Regions from separate parts of the Mus musculus genome. Here region 2 is linked to region 1. Evidence: chromatin loops called from intact Hi-C (ENCODE). Cell type or tissue: heart. All regions are shown on one strand.

Region 1 (8,000 bases):
GAAAATTATACTCTTGATTTTATCCTTGTTGAGTTCAAATTGGCCCCTCTCATTGTAGGACATCTTTGGTCTTTTCTTTTACAGGATGAAAAAAAAAGATAAATTAGTGGAATTTTGAAGTGAAGGGTTTGCTATTTTATTTTATTTGCTTTTATATCTGGCTGAATCTAGACATTTTCCTAAACTCATCTTTCTCATAATATCTTGTAAATTAAGCAGTTAAGAACAATGGTAATACTGCTTTCTGATTTTGTGCATGAAAACTAAAGCTTCTTTATTATCTTCCTTCCAAGTCCCTTTAGGCAACAGTTTTCAGTGTTGTTGGCTCTCACCATCAATCATAATTTTCCTAGTTGTTCCTATATTCAGTTGACAGGACTTGAGATAATAGATGTCACTTGTACCTAGCACACTGGTTACAGAGACTAACTTGGCTAATTTGACTTACCTTCAACTGAATGTAGAAGCCTCATCCTACCAGATGCTTGGAAAGGATACTGGAATGTTGGTACTAATCTTAATGAATATCATAATCACTGCAACAAAGTAGTAATTAGTTCTAGCTTTTATATTTTAATTTGTCCATTTGTGGTACAGATGTGGAATAGGCAGCATTCTTAGCAATCTTGACATTTTCCTCCAAGCTTGCCTTTCTCGTAACCTCAATCCACTTAATAGCAATTCCTTTTGCCCAGTTGTTGGATCAAATATTGCACAATAATCATGCTCCTTTCTCCCAACACACACATATAGCTACCCCCACTGACATTGTAATCAAAGTATGTCTGATGTGTTTATAAAAAGATAAAGATGTATAAGATGTGTTCTATGGGGGTGTGGAGAGGTATGTTGGAAGAGGATAGTATAGTATAGAATAGAGTTTATTCAGGGCATGGGGAAGGGAGTTTAGGGAGTAGTAGAGGCAAAAAAAAAAAAAAGGCAGAGAAGGGAAGAGAGTAGAAAAGTAGATGCTGGCCATGACCATGTGGAGGGGGGCAGGGGGTAAGGAATGGGAGGTGAGGGGGCAAGAGGGAGAAGCAAGAGAGCAAGAGGTAAGAGAGAGAAGCAAAAGAGGCAAGCAGCCCCTTTTACTGTGGGTCAGGCCTACCTGGCTATTGTCAGGTAACTGTGGGGAGGAGCATACCTGGCTGTTGCCAGGTAACTGTAGGGTGGAGTTTAGACAGAATGCTAACAATGTCTAGCACTTCTTCGTGCCTTCATCTCTATTCCTCAGGTCTAACATTTTTTATTGTTATAAAAGAAAAAGAATTTTACAAGAAGAGGGGAGCATGAAAGGTGATGGATCACACAGGGAATTAAGAGACATGGAAGGCAATTAGTGTATTAAAATAAGACCTATACAGACATAGCTTCTATTTCTGTATCTTAATTCTATACAACTATGCTTGGCATATTTGTCATTATAGTCTTAAATTTCTAGACCCTTCTGTATAACTCTCTTACTTAAAACCTCCTGGAGGCCTTTTGTTAGATAAGAGTCAGTTCCTTTTGCACCCTCTAACCTCAGCCCCTTTCCTCCTTTGTCCCCTTGATCACTGTGCTCTGGCCACTTGTCTTTACAGTCACTGACATTTGCTGCTTTTTTCTCCTCCCTAGGTAACTGTTGATTTGCTCCCTCACTCTCTTTGCATCTTCCTTTTCCTGGTGCTCCTTTCTGGGTGTAGCTTTTGTTAACTGACCAATTAAAAGCATCCTGGCTGAAGTGCATGGCTTGGCTTTGTTTTTCCTTCACAGGGATTACCAGAACTCACTGTATTTTACATATTGATTTCATTGGCTTTAGTAGAGTGTTAAACAAGTCAGGCTGACTTCCTTCCTCTGCCTCCTCAATTATCATTATGCTTATTTAAAAGCAGTTCACTCTGATGTATCTCTAGCGCCTAAAATGGAAGAACAGCAATTAGCACAGTGTGGGCACTCAGAAATATTTATCAAAACTGTGTATAGAATGATGTTGTCCTGAGAGAGAGAGAGACCTGAGCTGTAAGAACAAACATTATTCATGTGGGACACTCTATATGATTAAGATGGTGTTCATATATTTAAAAGATAAATTGTTGCATGTATATATGTATGTATGTATGTATGTATGTATGTTCAATTCATGGTGCGTGTGTATGTGCCTGCACATGTGTGAACGTGCATGCCTGCATGCCTGCATGCGTGTTTATGCCATGGTGCTCCTGTGAAGTCTAAGGATAATTTAATGGAGTCCTTTCATCTTAACATTCTGAGGATCAAATTGAGATGATCAAATTGTAGCTTTACCCACTAAACCATCTCACATCAGCACACATTTCATATTTCACCTCAGAAAAGGAATTTTTTTTTTATTCCTAGGTACCAAAATAATACAAAAATTGAAGTTCAATATTGCAATTCTTTGTAATGTTGAAAACTGAACTTTATTCCAGATATATTTTATAAATGTAAATCTTCAAAAAAACTGTACAAACAGTAAAATAAGTAATTGGAACATGAAGACTTTCTGAACATGATATAAATTTTCAGAAATGAGAACACACAGTTACCCTGACACCCAAACTACATAAAGATTCTGTCAAGAAAAAAGAAAAAAAGCTTTGCTTGTGCAACAATGAAGGATTTACACTCATAGCAACTTGGGCTTATGATCTGGACCTTAAGGACAGATTTGAGAGATAGCATCACTGGCCACTGGCCCCCAAATTTGTTCTGTCTCCATTCCTGCTTCTTGTCCTCATGAAAACCCTGTCCTCTCTATGGACCAATTTCTATAATGAACATAGGTGTAAAAAATACTCAATAAAATACTTGCAAACTGAAGCCAAGAATACATCAAAAAGATTATCTCTCATGATCCAGTAGACTGTCCCAGAGATGCAAGGATGGTTCAAGAGACGAATATCAGCAAATGCAATCCACTGTATAAATAAATGGAAAGAAAACTGCATAATCATCTCATTAGTTGCAGAAAAGGTCTTGGACAAAAATCTAACAGCCTTTCATGATAAAAGCCCTGGAGAGACTAGGGATACATGAAACATAACTAGACATAGTAAAGGTAATTTAAAGCAAGCCCATAGCCAACATTAACTCAAATGTACAGAAACTTTTCCACTAAAATCAGGAACAAGACAAGGTTGTTCACTCTCTCCATACCTATTCAATATTGTACTTGAAGTATTAGCTAGAGCAATAAGAAAATCAAAAGAGATCAAGGTACAGTTTAGAAAGGAATAAGTCAAAGTATCTTTACTTGCAGGTGATAAAATACTATGCATAAATGACCCTAAAATTTCCACCAGGGCACTCCTACAGCTGACCCACTTTTAGGAGAGTAGCTAGATACGAAAGTAACTCACAAGAATCTGCAGCCCTAGTATATACAAAAGACAAATTGTCTGATAAAGAATTTTAAATATGTCTTCCTGATTAGAATTCATGCAAGCTACTATATACTTTTAAAACATGTATAGCAAACAAATGTCCCATAGGCTAAGGAAATGTAACATAAAACAATGTTCTAAAGTCACCAGACAGTCTCATGGTCAATTTATTTGCTATGTGACATGGACAACTCTCCAAAATCAAACCTTAAGGGGAAACAAAAACAAAGCTAAAAAAAAAAAAAAAAAGGATAGGAATAGTTTACTAAACCTACAAAAAAAATTCCACTAATGCCACAATAAAAAGATGCATTTTGGTTAGGTTATTAGACACAGTTTTATAACCATGATATTAGCAGATATAGTTCTCTGGTGTTTGACAAATGGACACAAGTTACAGCTGCAGAAAAAAAAAAAAGTCAAACACTGAATTAAAAGAAAATCTATCATTAGTTATAAAAGCAAATAAAAATCCCACCACGAGTTTGTTAGGCAGTTTCTGTTAATATTTTCTTTTCCTGAAATGTTTTGAAATACTCTGCATTTGGGGAAGACATGACAATACCGTTGCTCTGTCTGGTTCCTCCAGGGGTCAGATGATTCTGGACATTTAGCAGATAAACCAATGAACAGAATTTGTTTCCTTCCTTACTGAAAGGAAAAGCTTGCTCTCTTCTTCTTGACAGACATGTACCGTGTGACAGTTATCAGGAGGGAGTGATACTAGAAATCATACCTTAAGTGTCATAGCATCATCTCATCCAGTGCTGGGATCACAGGAAAGAAACACAGCTTATCCATGGCCGGCTGGGCTGTAGGGTTCACTTTCTATTTCCAATGTTCTCTAGCAATGGCTGTTTGCTGGCAGTCTTCCAGACAGATTTATCTTATCACAAGCACCTTCGGAGCTACAAGCACTGCACAGATGACATGGCAACTAGTTAACGTATTATGTCCACCTTATGTTAATCTAGGATGCCCTCTTTGAGATCTAGGAAAAGGATAGTTGCAACTGCCAGACTGGCCACGTAGCTGTGTGGCACCCAATTTTGAGTTCCCTAACCCTTCCTCACCCCTTCCATTCTGTCCCTATTGTAATTCCTTCAGGGTTTCCCACAGAGCTCTCATGCTCCTCCCAGTCTGGCCATGTTTTCCCCAAGCACTAGCATTGAATGACTTTCTGTTAGGGAGGACAGGGTTTTCATGAGGACAAGAAGGAGGAATAGAGACAGAACAAGTTTTGGGGACAGTAGCCAATGATGCTGCCTCTCAAATCTGGCCTTAAAGTCCAGAACATGAGAACAAATTAATCACTAGGAGGAAGGTATAAATCCTTCACTGTCTTGCAAGCCTTGTTCCATACTTTCAACAGCTTGTAAGGTCAACAGAACCGCATCTATCTTGTCTGAGCTTGTGGTGTTGTTCCAGACCCAGACTGTAGAGGGACAGGCAGCAATGTTGGGAAAAATTGAAAGTCAATTGGTACAGGTGGTTTCTTTGAAAGGGAAGCTATGCATCCACATAAAAACTACTTTGCAGTCTGCCTCCATTTCTTCTGCTTGGACAAGAGGTTGGTGGTTCAAGCGCTTCTTTCAGTGAGGTCCATTTGTGATTGCAGTTATCCTGGGTCCCACTTCTCTGCAGCTGTCTGTATTTTTCTGTCTCTGACAAGAATGACCCATAAATGCACTCAACTTCTCTCTTGCAACCCAGACTTGAATAAGACACTATGATGCAAAGAGAATTAAAACAAAACTGGCTCAGTGGGGTCTTTGCGACATCTAAGATTCCTTTCTTCAAACTTAAAGGTCGTTGTCTCTCCACACAAGTATTTTACAAGACTTGTAGGGTGATTCATATTTAAAAAAAAAAAATCAAACATCTAAATGAAGTTCTTGAAATGCAGAGGGTTTTCCTTTGGCTCTTCTTAGAATAAAATGTCTTTAAAGATTTGTAAGATTAAAGGATACCAATGCTCCTGGTTTTAAATGTGTTGAAAATCTTGAACCTTGAATCATGGGAATGGGAAGTATTTACTGGTGACCTGGCTGTGTTACAACAAGTGATTTGTAGGATAGAGAGTCCGGGAGTCCTTAGCACTGTTCAGAGATTTCCATGACGCTTCTATAGCTAACGTAACCTCTGATGTTCATGGAACATCAGCAGTGCAAAGAGAATCATGGTTTTGTCATCTTAATGAGCTTCTGAAAAGAGAGAGAAAAACAATGCGTCAGTCAGAATGGTCTCCCTCCTTCCTTCCTCTTCAGTTTCCTGGTGTGCCCTGGCTAGTTTTATGACAACTTGACACAAGATAGAGTCCTCTGAGAGGAAGGGACCTCAATTGAGAAAAGGCCACCTTAAGATTGATCTGTAAGCAAACCTGGAGGCAATTCTCTTAATTAGTGACTGAAGAAGGAGAGTCCAGGCTACTGTGGGTGGTGCCATCCCTGGGCTGGTGGTACTGGGTTCAATAAGAAAGCAAGCAGATTGTTTCCAATTCTAAGAAGGGGCAAAGTGTCCACACTTTGGTCTTCGTTCTTCTTCAGTTTCATGTGTTTTACAAATTGTCTCTTATATCTTGGGTACAATCACCCATGGAAGGAGTTACAGAGACAAAGTTTGGAGCTGAGACAAAAGGATGGACCATCTAGAGACTGCCATATCCAGGGATCCATCCCATAATTAGCCCCCAAATGATGACACCATTGCATACACTAGCAAGCATTTGCTGAAAGGACCCTGATATAGCTGTCTCTCGTGAGACTAGGCTGGGGCCTAGCAAACACAGAAGTGGATGCTCACAGTCAGCTATTGGATGGATCACAGGGCTCCCAATGGAGGAGCTAGAGAAAGTACCCAAGGAGCTAAAGGGGTCTGCAACCCTGTAGGTGCAACAACATTATGAACTAACCAGTACCCCGGAGCTCTTGACTCTAGCTGCATATGTATCAAAAGATGGCCTAGTCGGCCATCACTGGAAAGAGAGGCCCATTGGACACGCAAACTTTATATGCCCCAGTACAGGGGAACTCCAGGGCCAAAAGGTGGGAATGGGTGGGTAGGGGAGTGGGGGGGAGGGTATGGGGGACTTTTGGGATAGCATTGGAAATGTAATTGAAGAAAACATGTAATAAATATATATATATAAGAAAGCAAGCAGAGCAGGACATGAGGAGCAAGTCAGTAAGCAGCATTCCTCCATGGCCTCTACAGCTCCTGAGTCCAGGTTCTCCCACTGTTTGAGTTCCTGCCCTCCCTTCCTTCGGTAATTAACAGTGAAGTGGATTCATAAGCCAAATAAACTCTTTCCTTTTGCTTTTGGTCATAGTGCCTTAACACAAAGCAGTCCTAACACTCGGTGTAAAACTGAGTGATCCTTTAATAAAGAAACAAAGGATCACAGAATCTTTTATTTCTTTCTCATTTCCACTTTAATCAGTAACAAACTTCTAACCTGCCTTCCCTCACATACACTGAGCATTTGTAGTTCTTTCTCTTTGAAAAATAATTGTTAACACTGGATGGTATTGTAGTAGTACAATGTTAACCATGTCACAGGAATAAATTACAGAAATAAGAGAAACTAAAAAGAGAAAAAAGGCATTGAGATTTGTTAAATTTAACTGTGTAGTAGTACTCAGAGTAGAGGGAAAAGATGAGTTAAACTGACTCAGTATTTAGAAAATTATCATTCCATCAATTACTAATTTAAGTACTAATATAATTATGATAAGCATGCCATATTATAGAATGCCAATAAAGTAGAAAAGACATGTGGACCCTTTGATTATTGACTTCTCTATGTGATTTGAAGCACCAAGCCTGTAGTTTTCAACATAGATATTTGCCCCATGGAATGTATTTGACATCTTCTGGAGGCGTTGTGCTCACATCTAGTGAGTAAAAATCAAGACTAGTAATAAGCACCTTATAGCACCAGAGCAGCCTCTAACAGAACGAGAATCAGTTATCCCACAGTGTTGTTATGCTGATATTGGCTTAGTTGAGCTCATTATTGCTTAAAAATGAAAGCTTTAGACAGGTAAACATGAAAACTAAGTCCAAACCATATCACTTTCAGCCATTTCTTCTGTGGTCTGATGTCCTAGCCAGCATTGCTAAACTATGCAGGATGCAGGCATAGAATTCTGCAGATGCGTGAGATGGTAGTTTTCTCTTTTGTTCCTCTACTTTTCTGCTGTTGTTGTTTACCTTTGAGACTGGAATTGAATTACAACATGTTCCTCTTCTCTGTCCTCCCTCCCAATCCTCCCAAAGATCCCTCCCTGCTCGGCTTCAAATTCATGGCTTCTTTTTTTTTTTTTTCATTGTCATTATATGCATATATGCATTTGCATATACATATATATTCCTAAATATAACCTGTCGAATCCATATAATATTACTTGTATGTATTTTTTTGAGCTGATAGTGTGGCACTGGACAGACGATTGGTGTGCTCCTCTCTGAGAAGCACCATTCCTCCCACTCCCAGTTTCCCTGAGTTGCTTGGGATGCTTTGGGTACGGTTGAGGCCTTGTGAGCTTTCCTTCCTCTGCTGTGAAGGGCTTTGCCTTCATGTTACCCTTTCTCCCCCAGCTTCCTGTGACT
Region 2 (8,000 bases), 270 kb after region 1:
TTTCATTAGAAGGGGAGGGGGGATGGAGGAAGGATTGTGAGAGGAAATACATATATGTGTGTACATTATATCATTTTTTTCTTAATCTAGATGCAAGGCAATTATTATTAAAGGCATGGATTAAAATCACTGAAAATTGATAATGATTGTTTATTATATGGTATAAGCTATAAATAATACAAAATTTAAAACTGAATTTCACAAATTTTATATCCATCTCAAATTCTAGATTAATGAAAAAAAATGTGTCCAGTTTTCAAGGAATAATAACCATTAGCTATTTAATGCAAAGCTAATTTTTCTAAAAATCTATTAATATATGTTACCCAAACCCAGACTAACTCACACAACCTAGGTCCATACCTAGATTTAATCTTAAACTAGAGAAAGTTTTAACTTTGCTAGTCTATTTAATATCCACTTAAGACAAAAATTTTTAAAAATCACCTTTGTGTTTACGTCTATAGGACACAGTAACCTAGAATGGTAACATAATTTAACCATACAAATGCAAGCACGGTGAAAATTTTATTATGATTTTTTGAAGGTAAAATGTAAATTTTAAAATAATTTCAATTAACATAAAAAAACTGTGCTTTCAGCATATAAAAAAAGCAAATAAAAATTATCCATAGAACTACAAGAGCATATATGAGCCACACCAAAAAAATTAAAATTAAAATTAAAAAAAAGTAACTTTGGCTACCCTACCAGAAGACTGTACACAGAGGGACAAGCTGAAATTTTGAAATACTCTCACAGAAAGATTTCAGGGAGAAAAATTCTATTTCATAGCCCAACGTCTCCAGAAAGACTTTGGCCACAAATTTTGTTAGCCTTCTCTAGGCTCCTGGGGCCATTTAGTTAGTAGTTAACACCAGGGCTGAGCAGCCCAACAAGGGGCAAACAGCCACACGTGGCTACCGAGCGCTTGAAGTGTGGCCAGTCCATAATGAAATGTGCTACAAGTGTAAAAAGTCCACGTCCAGCTTCCAAAACTTAGCACAGAAATGCAGAAGTGCTAGCTGATGCTGTGTCTATCAATTGCATGTTGAAACAAAAATATTGTGTTAAGACCTTTTACATTAAAATCAATTTTTCTTCTTTTCCCTTTTGTTTTACTTATATGACTATAAGAAATGTTGGAGTTCTACGTATGACTTACATTTGTGCCTCATATTTCTGTCTGACACTGCCAAACTAGAAAGCAATCCAAAAATGAATTTATTAAAATATACTGGCCTAAAGGAGGAGGAGACATGAGCTTAAGAAAGATTGAGGAAAAACCAACTACATCATATGGAAATTAATATAAAGTTAGAAGATAAAATATGAGCTAATAATAAAGACATATCGTATAATGTCCTTTTTAACTGTATTTTGCTGCCTGGTCAATACCACTTAAGAGATGTTTTCCACTTAGCATAATCACCAACCTAACCCTATACTTAAGAATTCTCAAAACTTTTATTTTCAAAGAACTATTTTCTTAATGGGCAACAAACAGGCCACTTCAGTGATTTATCTAAAAATATCTTCAGTAGTGCTTCCAGAAGTTTCTCAAATAAAATTCCTTCCTAACTGACGTCACAGCAAGGATTACTGAAAGGACACCTCATCAGAATACTCCTTCAGGAGGGAAGATCAGACTCGTCACGAAAGCCAGGCCAGGAGCAGTGCGCTATGGTTGGTTCCCTAACATTAACTCTCTATACCTATAGTTTTGAAGTAGAACATTTTTTTTAAAAATCAGGATGGTCAAGAAACAGCCCTACATACCTAACCACTTTAGTATCAACACAGTCTACCCTGGAATTTCCAGAGCGGACAGACATCTCCCTAACTTCATTAAAGGCATTTTTTTTAATTGAAGAGGGTAAAAGGACTTTTCAAGATTAACCCATTTATCTTGCGAAATACGATTAGTTTGCAACGTCCCGAATGATAATTGAAAGGGCCACTAAGATTGTTACATGGAAGTGGCTTCCTCGATAAATACTGAGACATGAAAGCACTAAGTGCATCAAACAAAACGGAAATTAGGTTAAAAGTCTAACAAAAGTTTTCTAGATGGCAGGGTACAAGGAGCCGGGGCTTTTGGAGTCACATTGTGGTGTCCCTGACCACCTAGTGCCAAGACGCTGAGGTTAGACGCGGCCAGGTCTCCCTGAGCCAGGCAAACGCAAGAGCAAGCCAAAGGGGTGCCCGGATCCCAGCCGCCTACAGGCTGGAAACCCTGGCACCCAGCCGAGCCACCCCTCCCCCACAGCTGGGTTGTTCTGGGACGTGTGCTTTAGAAACCTTAGAACCAAACGCAAACAGCAGGGTCCTCTAGATCGAGTGAGCACCCACTAGGGGTCAGTTTCTGCTTGTCACTCATCCCCCGCCCACCCACCTCCCCTAGCTACTGGCAGTTTGAAGGTTGGCTCCTTTGTCTGAAAGTCTGCCTACCCAACCTAATCTGCTCAAAAAGAAAAGAAAGGAAAACCAGACGCTCGGGGCTGGCAGTGTTGGAGTCTTTTATTTCATGTTGTCACCAAGGTCACAGTCCTGACCCAGGTGATCCGCTGCTGATCCTGTAAAGGTGTCCATATTCTGAGGTTCCTGGTGTCCAGATGTCGGGAATCCTCTTGTCAGAGCTGGATACAGTTGTTGCCCTATCCAGGGGACTGATCGTCAAGGAAGGCGGCAGTGCAGGTGGCAGTGTGGACAGCACACTGCAGAGACAAGCGCAAGGAGACCACACAGCACTGTACAGAATAGTGGAAGCAGAATAAACGAGCTGGACCTTTAAAGTTCAGAAACGGACACACCTCAGAAGGCAGGTGTTTCTCTGAAGAAGAGAAAGCACCTGAGAAGTGCAGAGAAAACAGACCAAGCAACAGAAGCAGGAGATGAAAGTCTTTTCCTTTCTTGAACTCTGCAGTTTCACTTGTCATAGGAGAAGTAAAAGCATTTTACCTTCTGCCTCAATGGAAGACAGGAGTAGGGCCACGCCCAGGGCGGCCAGCGCTCGGGGAAGCCTGGTCTGCATGTTTGGGCCTCAAGCTCACAGCCTCATGAAGGGATCTGCAGGAGGAAGCAGTGATCCATCAGAACCCAGCCTGAGCAGGCCACGAACAAGGTTAGACTAGAGCCTAAACATGGACCAGAACCGAGCCAAATCTGCCTATAAAACAACAGGGCCCAGCCCAGCACATAATGGACCCATTGTGGAACCATGGAAGTCAAGCTCTTCCAATAGGTTTAATCAGGGCACTAGTAGGAAATTCTAGTTTAAAGAGAATATTCTTCCCCCAGGGAGCTGCTGCTGCCTGGTGCCCTGTAAAGGCCTGACCAGACCGCACATGACTTCATACTGCCAAGGTGATGGATAATTTAGAGGTCATTTTATCCCTGACTCAACCAAATGTGTCTTCCAGCTGGGTATTTCATTTGGCTGTTTTTCCCTAACTGCTAACCTCTTTAGGTAACTGTGCTTTAGTGGTCCCAGGGTAATTTGATAATAATAATAATAATAATAATAATAATAATAATAATAATAATAAACCTCATTTATTCTATTTTCTCCAGTTTATCCTGACTAAAAATATGCAAGTATGTCTTTAAGATCTGGAATAGATTACAGAGGGATGAGGAAGGCTCAAATGAACCCCAGTTCTTCTGATAACCGTGTCGTTTTCACATCTGATAAAACCTTTACCAAAGATGAGAGGGAACCAACTCTAAAATGCATAATAAAAAGAGACGAAGCCGTAGAAAAAGCAAAATGCCCTTGTCTGTTTCCCAAACATTCTTAGATTGTACAAACCGCAATAATTCTTCCTTGTGTTTAGCTATTTCTTAATGCTGGACGATTATAACTAATACAAGCCCCAGAGGTGAGAAGGTTCTTAATTTTTCCTGCCTTTGCAAATAGATTTCTTCCTTAACGGCAAAGAGTTCCACTCATCCTTTTTACTTTCTCAACACACAGTAGCTGTTTTAGCAGCAGAAAGGACTGCCCTAGTATATTCTATGATCCAATCCAGGAACAAAAGTTACCAGCAATTAGCTGGACTGGGAAGGTGTCTGTGGCCAAATGCAAAAAACAGAACGAGGAGATTCAGAAGTGCACACATAACTTTAAGGCTACACCATAGGCCTCATGACAAATAGCGGGGAGCACTCCCCCATTTGTGTTTGGGAATTCAAAAATAAGCCAAAGGTTGGGCTCTCCTTGAGAAAAAAGGAACTGACAGTCTCCAACCCTGCCTTTCCAAATCATTGGCACGAGGGTTAGGGCAGCTTTCCTCATCCGAGTGTAAATTGCATTTTACATGTCTGATGAGCAGGCAAGCCAAATTGCCCAGAGCTCCTTTTTATGAAGCCAATATTAAAATTTTGGCGCAGCTCTGGGATCTAAGGGGTTTTAGTAATGTCTTCTCCCCCTAATTAACAACAAACCCTTTCCTACATTAGTCAAAATTTGTAAAGATTAAAAAAGCATAAATGCTTCATTGTTGTCGTCACCCGGCCATAACGCTGATATGATAATTTAGAATGCAGTCCGCAGTTGTGCTCACGAAAAGTTAAAGAGTGGTAACCTACCCACAAAAATCGGTGTGCAGTATTTGGGGGGGGGGGGGGTGTTAAAAGGGTGAACAAAAAACTTGAGTTAGTCTAGTCTTAGTCTAGTGCGCCACCTATCGGCTTCCTGTCTCAGCATCAAGAATGAATCACTTCTCTTTGGGGTATCTGATGAATAACTCAGCCATCTCAGCCAGCCAAGAATTCCGTTCGTATACGTTTTAAAGAAAAACTTCTCTCTCCTTCTTAGCCAAAACATTTATCGGAGTGCTTAGCAACACTTCATTGAGCATTCTCAGACATAGATGTCTGAAAGCGGTAGCCCTTACGTGGCAGTAGGATTTCCCTCACTTCCCCTCATGAATGAAAATGAATCAACTGCCCGGAGTGGGGGCACTATGGGAACTGGTCTCTTTCGGACAACTTGCCCCTCCCCCACCCCTTGCTGGAAGGAGCCAACTTCTTAACTCTCTCAATTTAACTTTTTTTTTCAAACGCACACACAGGCACACAAATGTTTCGTGGGCCCATCTAGAGTCCAGGCGTCACCTACGTCTTCTATAAAGGCTACCTAGCCAAGGACGAGCTTAGACTTGTTTCTTCGCCCCCCTCCCCCAATCCTACCCCAGTATTCTTTAGAAGACCCTAACCTTGGAGCTGAGAGGAGGTGTATGCCAAAGATCTGAATTGGTCAGGGGATGGTGGCTGAGGAAGCCAGATGCAGGTCCCATTTGTCAACTGCTCTCAAATGCACTGACTCCACGCACTCTGATCTGTGCACTCAAAGACTGGAGGAGAACCCTCCTCAAAGGTCCCATTGACTGACCCTGGGTAAAACTTAATCCCAGTGCATTCAGGAGGAACCCAAAAAGGAAGTCTCAGAAGCTGCGAGAGCTGGCCTAACCCAGCAGCACTTTGAAAGCAGTGGAGGATGGAGCCAGGGCAGCTCCCCCGAGCATCTGGAGATGCCACTAGCGCCTAGTCTCCCCAAGCTGGAGCGCTTTCCACTGGCCCTCCATGGAATTCTTCGCGGAGCGTACAGTACTTCACTTCGTTTTCTGGCAATGCCTTGAGTCCCTGCTGCAAGCCTGGAGTCCCTGGCAAAGCCACCAGATTATAAAGAGCGACCTATGCAGCCCGTGCACTTCACTGAAAGCGACAGAGACTATAGAGGACATTGCCCTACAGATGGATACACTGAGTCCCACTTGGCACACAAGCAAGCCACCTTTCCTTCTCCCTCCAAAACTCCAAAGAAACCGCCAAACTCCTGTGCCACAGATCTATCTCGGGCACACTAATCAATCGCTTCCAAAGCCAAGCAGCCCCTGCTGGGCATTCTGCCAGCCCCGGGTTAAGGTGCAAGCAAGAAGCCACTTTCCCCAGTTATCTTTGGGAAAGGGCGCGAGGGGTGGGGGTTGGGGTGGGGAACAGAAGCCAGACTGACCTGAGCCGGAGGTGACAGAGGGAGCGGGCGTCCAGCAGCCTGCGCGTGGGACCCCCCGGGCCTGGGAGGGCGCTGCGCTCCGGGAGCACCTGGCGGCCGCCGGTGTGGAAAAGGCGATGGGAGCACCCAGCAGCAGCGCCTAGTGCGCAGAGTGAGCGGAGGCAGGGGGACTGAATGCAGCTGCGGGCGGACGCGTCTGCAGCGGCCGCCTTTGCCGACTGGGAAGAGACTCCGCGCCGCGGGCTACTTAATAGAGGGCTGTTCCCGGCTCTCAGTTTACTCGGTTACGAAACGCCTGAGAAGGTGGAAGGCTGCCACGGGTGATGTATGCTCCTCGGCGGTGAAGGAGGTCTACTTTTGGGAACGTGTGCATACTTCGAGCATTCCTTCGGCGTGAGGTGGCGATCGCCGTAGTAGCAATGCCCCTCCGGGGGCGGGGAGGAGGGAGGGAGAGAGGGGGACAGCCGCAGCCGGGTTCCCTGCCAAGGGAGGCCGCGGACTCCTCCGCTTGGGGCGGGCTAGGGGGCTCGGGTTTCCCTAACCCAACGAGTTTCTTTAATACGTTTATTTTTCTAAAATAAGAACAATGGAGAAGTGGGGAACGGATCTTCGTTTCAGAGCAGCGGGATGGGCATCCCCTTTGTCCCTCACCATTGCATCTCCGGCCGCCACCGTCCCCACGTCCACCTTCCTCCCCCTCTGTCCTGGGTGCACTTAAAACCGATTTACAGGCTTTCCATTAACTAACTGTCTGTGCACGCGGCGGGCCTCTGTCTTTCCCAGTCTCCAAGGCGCGACTTTGAAAACTCCGACAGCCGCCTGCCTGCTCCCGGCTCAGGGCTAGGATGGCTTTCCCAGGCCTGTCTGTCTAACCTAGTTTTTCAGGATAGAGATGGGAGGCTTCGATTCAGTCTGGAGGGAGGGAGAGGAAAGTTATTGGTACCTGGGGGCGGGGGCGGCGGGGGCATCCCAACGGGACACTTAAGAACAAGTTTTATTCTCCTTAGAAATTTCTTGTCAGTTTAAGAGTAAAATCTGGCCCACGTTGGGGCTTCAGGCAGCTCTTCCCTAAAAAATTCCTAGAGGTGAAAAGGACGGAGAGGAGCTCGCTCGGGGACGCTCGCACGCAGGCGCGAGCTACTGAGAAGGCCAACTAGGAGCCGGATACTCCGCCAGCACACGGGCTCTTTTCTGCAGCTCCCCGGTTCCCGGCACTCCACCCCTTGGACGCAGTGGGAGTCTGGCACTTGAAGTTGCCAAATTGTACAAGACGCATGGGATGAAGTGTCCAGTAGTCACACGTTGTTATCCGGAAAGGGCTCGAAGACGGATTCCTACACGCGTTTGTGAGCTCAGAACTCGCTCCGCGAATTTCCCGCCCCTTGAAGCCCAGAGACGTCGCCTCAGCAGGGTTGGGCTAGTGGGTACTGGAAACAGGACAGGGCTCTAGACCCTGGAGTAGACCGCCCCTTGGTAGCAGAAGTTGCGAGCACACCTGACTTAAGCCTTTCTTCCATGCTTGATCTTACCTCTGCAGATTTGACTTCCCTGCTCTAGGCACATTAGTGTTGGAATTGACCAAAACTCTGCACGCTTTTTCCCAGTTCCCTTGCGCCTTGCCCCACGCACGGGCGGCCTCTGGCCAGAGCTAACCAGAGCAAGAGAGGAGCCTGGAAGAAAAGAAACGAGAAAAATGAGAATGGCCACCACCTCTGCACATTCTTGGAGCACGCAGGGCCCACTCAAAGGCCGCTGAGCAACTTGCACAAAGCGCCCACACAATGCGCAGGCTTTTCCCTCATGTCTCCACAGTTCTGGTGTCTGCCTAGACCCTCCAGCCAGGGTGTGAACGCATCTGGAAGATGCAAACACCAATGTATGCGACACAGCTGATCTTTTACATCCCTGTGATGCTCAGAGCCACCCAGGAGCAGCGAGCCCCCTCTTCATGCCTGAAGGGAACTCAGCTTCCAAGCCTGCTCTT

The links. Hi-C counts contacts between places; a loop is a spot of excess contacts. Peaks named below come from ENCODE experiments on the same cell type or tissue, not always from the same donor. Only the 100,000 strongest peaks of a DNase experiment are listed, where the experiment ranks them.
Region 2: it touches region 1 in a loop (2.3-fold over the local background); 2 of 42 quality-filtered maps call a loop at or near these places.

Annotation. Positions count from the first base shown.
Region 1 is chr9:79,441,628-79,449,627 of GRCm38, forward strand. It overlaps Gm10635 (predicted gene 10635), which reads right to left. Exons shown (of 3, transcript NR_045336.1): 3 at 2,410-5,593. Among named protein-coding and RNA genes, the nearest start is that of Gm39377, 55 kb to the left of the region's middle. In heart, a CTCF peak has its summit at 4,825; no DNase peak of the experiment used is centred here.
Region 2 is chr9:79,712,403-79,720,402 of GRCm38, forward strand. It overlaps Col12a1 (collagen, type XII, alpha 1), which reads right to left and starts at 6,320. Exons shown (of 66, transcript NM_001290308.1): 1 at 6,017-6,320; 2 at 2,962-3,069. The coding sequence starts at 3,034. In heart, CTCF peaks have their summits at 2,238 and 4,717; DNase peaks (open chromatin) are centred at 2,239 and 6,319; H3K4me3 peaks cover 4,744 bases; H3K27ac peaks cover 5,084 bases; H3K27me3 peaks cover 440 bases.